Regions from separate parts of the Homo sapiens genome. Here region 1 is linked to region 2. Evidence: read pairs that join two places in POLR2A ChIA-PET (ENCODE). Cell type or tissue: Caco-2. All regions are shown on one strand. Links, peaks and the distances in the headings refer to the core of each region. The heading gives the core; the rest is flanking DNA. Region 1 has its middle 22 kb from the start of LINC02988. Region 2 overlaps LOC124904413 (a long non-coding RNA gene).

What was found. ChIA-PET counts read pairs that join two places held together with the same protein. Peaks named below come from ENCODE experiments on the same cell type or tissue, not always from the same donor. Only the 100,000 strongest peaks of a DNase experiment are listed, where the experiment ranks them.
Region 1: POLR2A ChIA-PET joins it to region 2 with 5 read pairs; 8 of 35 experiments call an interaction of 5 or more read pairs at or near these places.

The regions. Positions count from the first base shown.
Region 1 is chr1:150,181,732-150,184,644 of GRCh38, reverse strand. No RefSeq gene overlaps it. Among named protein-coding and RNA genes, the nearest start is that of LINC02988, 22 kb to the right of the region's middle. In Caco-2, for the core only: no CTCF peak of the experiment used is centred there; no DNase peak of the experiment used is centred there.
Region 2 is chr1:150,019,921-150,022,833 of GRCh38, reverse strand. The region is part of intron 1 of LOC124904413 (a long non-coding RNA gene); the gene reads right to left. It also overlaps a transcript of OTUD7B not described here. Among named protein-coding and RNA genes, the nearest start is that of OTUD7B, 11 kb to the right of the region's middle. In Caco-2, for the core only: no CTCF peak of the experiment used is centred there; DNase peaks (open chromatin) are centred at 243, 1,243 and 1,493.

The sequences.
Region 1 (2,913 bases), core at 202-2,701, 160 kb before region 2:
ACCATGGTCTGGCCCGTGGACCCTCCACCTTTTTTTTGTATGACCCAGACACTAAGGTGGTTTTTACATTTCTGAATGGTTTTTAAAAATGGAAAGACTAATATTTTATGACACATGAAAATTCAAGTTTCAGTGTCCATAAGTAAAGTTTTATTGGAACAGCCATGCTCATGCATTTATATATTACCTAAGGCCGTTTTCAGGCCTAGTGAGTGGTTGTAACAGAGACTGGATGGCGTGCAAAGCCTAAAATATCTGGTATCTAATTCTATGCAGAAAATGTTTGCTGATTACTGCTCTAGTGTGTACGTGGAATGAAATTGCTGGGTTCCACATATTCATTTTTTGCTGTCTTATCAATTAGATCTATTTTTTAAAAATGCAAAACTCTATAATCTGTGCATCAGATTATGTTTTCTAAAACCCTTTTTTCTTTCCTTTTTTTTTTTAATGAGGCCTCACTATGTTGCCTGGGGTGGATACAAATTCCTGGGCTTAAGCTATCCTTCTGCCTCAGCCTCCCGAGTAGCTAGGACAACAGGCATGTGCCAGCCTGCCCAGCCTTTCTGAAGCTCTTAAACAAACATAAAAAGAACTCTCTGGATCTTATGTTTTCATTTTGTTTAAGTAATGAGCTTTAAATACATCCTTGTATAGCTTCCTTTCCTCTCACTTCAGTGGTCCTGATTGTTGTAGTGGTAAGGAATACCAATTAGGTTTATCTTTCTTTGGAGTGGAGAAAAGACTAGGAAAATAACAGACTCGTATAATTTTTGAACTTCAAGATCTTTTTTTTTTTTCAGACGGAGTTCTGCTCTTGTTGCCCAAGCCAGAGTGCCATGGCGCAATCTCAGCTCATTGCAACCTCCGCCTCCCAGGTTCAAGGAATTCTCCTGCCTCAGCCTCCCGAGTAGCTGGGATTACAGGCGTGCGCCAAACACGCCTGGCTAATTTTTTGTGTTTTTAGTAGAGATGGGGTTTTACCATGTTAGCCAGGCTGGTCTCGAACTCCTGACCTCAGATGATTCGCCCGCCTCGGCCTCCCAACATGCTGGGATTACAGACATGAGCCACTGCTCGGCCCAAGATCTCTTTTAAATACCCAAGAATAAGTCAGCTAAAAAACACAAGTGTTGGTCACTGGCTTTTATCGGTCACTGGCTTTTCTGCCCTCTACTAGAATATAGAGTCCATAAAGACAGCAATTTTTGTCTACTTTTGTTTTTACTTGTAAAAATGCCTAGCATGTCGTAGATGCTCAAGGAATATTTATTAGTTGAATGAATATGAAGAACTCCATTCATCTGGATGAAAACTTGAAATTCACTGAACTATTTGGACATAATACATTAATATTTAACAATACTGTATTTGGAATTATGGAAGGCACTTCCTGTTTTCTTCTTCTTCTTTTTTTTTTTTTGTGAGACTGAGTTTCACTCTTGTTACCCAGGCTGGAGTGCAGGCTCAGTCTTGGATCACTGCAACCTCTGTCTCCTGGGTTCAAGCGATTCTCCTGCCTCAGCTCCCGAGTAGCTGAGATTACAGGTGTGCACCACCATGCCTGGCTAATTTTTTGTATTTTTAGTAGAGATGGGGTTTCACCATCTTGGCCAGGCTGATCTTGAACTCCTGACCTCGTGATCTGCCTGCCTTGGCCTCCCAAAATGCTGGGATTATAAGCATGAGCCACTGTGCCCGGCTAAAAAGATTTTTAAAAAATTACTTTATTGAGGTAAAATTCACATGTGAAAATATTTCTATTTTTACATTTTGGAAGGCTGTATTATTTGATTGGGAAAAGATAGATGGGCTGTGCACATTTATTTTTTGTTTTTAAATTTTTTTGTTACTCCACACCCTGAAGAGTCCCTTATTGTTGATTCCCAGGGTTGAGGACTGAGTTTTTTTTTTTTTAATTAGTACTGGTTTCTATGGGATGCAAACTTTTCTCTAATAGCTGAAAGCAGAGGCTTCTGGGTGCTTTCAAATTTATTCTTTCTTCACGGTTTTAAAAGAGGCCCTTGCCTCTTCTGTGTGTCGTTATGCGTACTGGAGTGCAGAATAGAAAATGCAAAACAAGAGAGCCGTACAGGAGGTTTTTCTTTTTAAAGGAGTTGATAGACAAATGGCACAGAGTTCACTGTTCTCGCCAGCTGAGAGTTTAGCTTCCAGAAAGCACTACTTTAGGGAACAAGTGAAGCAGTGTGGAGGGCCTGAAAGGCTTCATTGACACAGCAGCCGGGAGGCTCTTGTAGCACATTGTCTGGGGTGCGGTGCCTTCGGAAACCAGCTCTCGAGATGTCTACACCCCCAACATCCCCAACGCTGAAAACATTCGGGTTTTTTTTTTTGGTTGTTTTTGCCATTATACTTGGTTTTCCAAGTGAGATTCCTGAAAAGGTATTTGCTTTTATTTGTTTTTGTTTATTAGTTTCCTCTGGGTGTCAGTCAGTTCTTCACATGGTCACTTGGCTTACTTGGTAGGAACGTGGGGGATCTGGGTGGTGGGGCCGAGGCAGTTTCCCCAACAAATCACTGGTACGGCATGAATGCGTTTGTTTTCTGAATGAGAATCTAAGTGCTGCCACAAAAAAGGCATGCTGGGGTAGAAGAAATAAGGTGAATTTGAAGCCGACAATTGAAATCATTATTGATAGTTTCCTAGTTTTCCTGAAGGTTGATCTGGAGAGATGGAAGTCTAAGCTAAGGAATAATAGATCTGTATCAGTGAAGTTGTAGAGTCACTTGTAGGCTCTGAGGGTCTGTCCCAGGGAAGATACAATGATCCATGGTGTGTTGGTTTGGTATAGAAATGCCAGGGCCAGGCAAGCTCTTCATCCGTGGTTTTTATTCAGGTATTAATAGAGCTCCTAGTATGTGTCTGGCCTTGAGAAGGGATGTGGCTTGTGT
Region 2 (2,913 bases), core at 123-2,622:
TTTCTTTTTTCTCTTGGGTTCTTAAAAATACATACCATTGGATATAAGATAAATCTGGTGGGATACTAAAGAGTTAAATAAAAGTAAATGGAGAGTGACTCTTAACTGATCGGCCCAGGTAAACTTCCACTTGTTGTAGTGGCTTGCAGAAGCCTGTTTTAGAGACATAGTGATGTCATTAGATGGCCTGTGGTGTCTCTTGATGCCCACAAGTCTCCTGTCTGCATTTCCAATGAGCTCCCAGGTGAGGCACTACCGCTAGGCTGGGAAACACACCCTGAAGCCGTGAAGTGTGTGCTCTGCACATGTGATCACATGTGGTTACGGCTCTTTTCAACAATCCCAGTTACCAACGGCTGGAGTTGCTCTCTCAGCCAGATCAGCTGCCTCAGACCTTCAGCATGTAGTTATTTTTTTTTTTTTTTTTTTTTTTTTTTGTAGAGAGTTTCGCTCTGTCACCCAGGCTGGAGTGCAATGGCACGATCTTGGCTCACCACAACCTCTGCCTCCCGGTTTCAAGCGATTCTCCTGCCTCAGCCTCCTGAGTAACTGGGATTACAGGCATGCGCCAACACGCCTGGCTAATCTTTGTATTTTTAGTAGAGACGGGGTTTCACCATGTTGGCCAGGCTGGTCTCGAACTCCCGACCTCAGGTGATCCACCTGCCTCAGCCTTCCAAAGTGCTGGGATTACTGGTGTGGGCCACCATGCCCAGCCCAGCATGAGATTTTACAGTATTTGACACAGCTAAAGACTGTGGAACTAGTCTTGACTTGACCCATTACTTCCATTAAAAGTTCCAGGCTCAGGCTGGGAAGCAGGAAGAATGATTAAGGAGAGAGAGAAAGGGAGAGTTTAGATTATTCTTCATGTTGGAATAAGAAGCTGTATTCTAAATGACTGGATTAGATGTTGTTTCAGTGGCAAGAGAAAGTCTGGAGTAACCACTGCATCTGTAATGTTAATGAATTTTAAATGTTAACATTCACACCTTTTTTCTCCCTTCTGCCTCTCTTTAGGAAAGCTGCTAAATTTGCTGGTGATATGCACATTTTAATGAATCTTATATATGCTTCATAAATCTTGTTGACTAATTAGTAAACCCATTTTATCATGCAAGAAGTATTCACTGAGCACTAGAACTTGGATTCCACTGGGCTGGTGCTGTCGTGTCTTCTCTCATTAAATCCAATGCGGACTTAGTTCAGGTTCACTCATCCCATACAGGGAGCTCTGGGGCTCCACCTGTTTCACTCTGTAGCACTGGTTCCTTTCACCTCATATCTGCTTTAACTACTGGACTTGGGTTTACTGAGTTCCTGATCTCTGACTTCATCTCCTATTTTTGGCTCTGAATTTGACCCTTGAACTTGGTAAGATGACAAGATCTCGTTTTTCCAGATTAATATTAACCTTTGCCACACCTCCCCAAATATAGTTTTACATTCACCCTCTGGCTTTGTTCCCTCCCAGCTGCTGTGTGTGAAAACCTGACTCCAGTCCTCCCAGCCTCTAGGACCCTGCCCAGACCTGGCCTACCTTCTTCCTCACCGCCACTGGAAAAAAACAGACGTCAAAAGCCTTAACAAAATACTGTCTGATATAGCAAAATGGAACATGTTTCCTACTAGAAGTATATGACCCGAAGGGGGAAAAATCTGACTCATTTTAAAAACAATTGTTAGGGGTGTGTGTGTTTTGAGAGAAAGAAATAGAAAAGGGCCAATGTATTTGCTATTAAAAAAATCTTCAAAATAACAGAAAAAATTTAAAACTATGTACTCAAAAAATGAATTGCTTTTGTCGTATTAGAAGTCTAGCCAACAGAAGTAAGGGGATGGAGACTGAACCAACCAGAGGAGAAAAGGTGGAAGGCGCTGCCCCAGCAGAGACCAGAACAGGGCCAGATAAAGTTAGGGTCAAAGATCCACACCCTGTTTGGAAACTAAGCAATCAACAAGTGTCAGTTGTTATTTAGGTGCACCAAACATTTTGGGGGGAAATGTGATTTCAGACACAGATAATTATATGATAGGGGCCTATTTGGCTTTCAGAGAAAATTTTCAAGATAAATCAGTAGCTTTAAATAAAAATCTAAGTTTGTAATCAAAGTTTTTCAGAAATAGCAGAGAAACATATTTTCCTTTAAGTAGTTCTCTGTTAATAGTCTCTAGTCTCAAGCAGTTTTAATTTTAAATAGGACTACCTCTAACTTTGTGGGGTCTGGGGCAAGGGTACAAATAGAGGCCCATACAGCATATACCTAGATATTTAATTTTTTGTTTGTTTGTTTTTTGAGATGGAGTCTTGCTCTGTCACCCAGGCTGGAGTGCAGTGGCATGATCTTGGCTCACTGCAACCTCCACCTCCCTAGTTCAAGCGATTCTCCTGCTTCAGTCTCCTGAATAGCTGGGACTACAGGTGCGCGCCACCATGCCTGGCTAATTCTTTGTATTTTTAATAGAGACAGGGTTTCACCATGTTATTCAGGCTGGTCTCGAACTCCTGACCTCAAATGATCCACCCACCTCAGCCTCCCAAAGTGCTGGGATTACAGGCGTGAGCCACTGCGCCTGGCCTGCCATTCCCTTCTTCCAATTCTATTAGGAGGCAGTGTGAAGAATTCTTTCCCTGCTATATGAATTACATCACCTACCTTAAAAGTAGGCAGCTACAGTTGGGGTTGATTGTGTTGTTTTGTTTTTGAGACAGGGTTTCACTCCGTCACCCAGGTTGGAATGTAGTGATGCGATCTCAGTTCACTGCAGCCTCAAACTCCCTGGCTCAAGTGATCCTCTCTCCTCAGCCTCCTGAGTAGCCAGGACTGCAGGCACATACCTGGCTAATTTTAAAAATTTTGTAGAGACAGTGTCTCACTACATTGCCCAGGTTGGTCTTGAACTCCTAGGCTC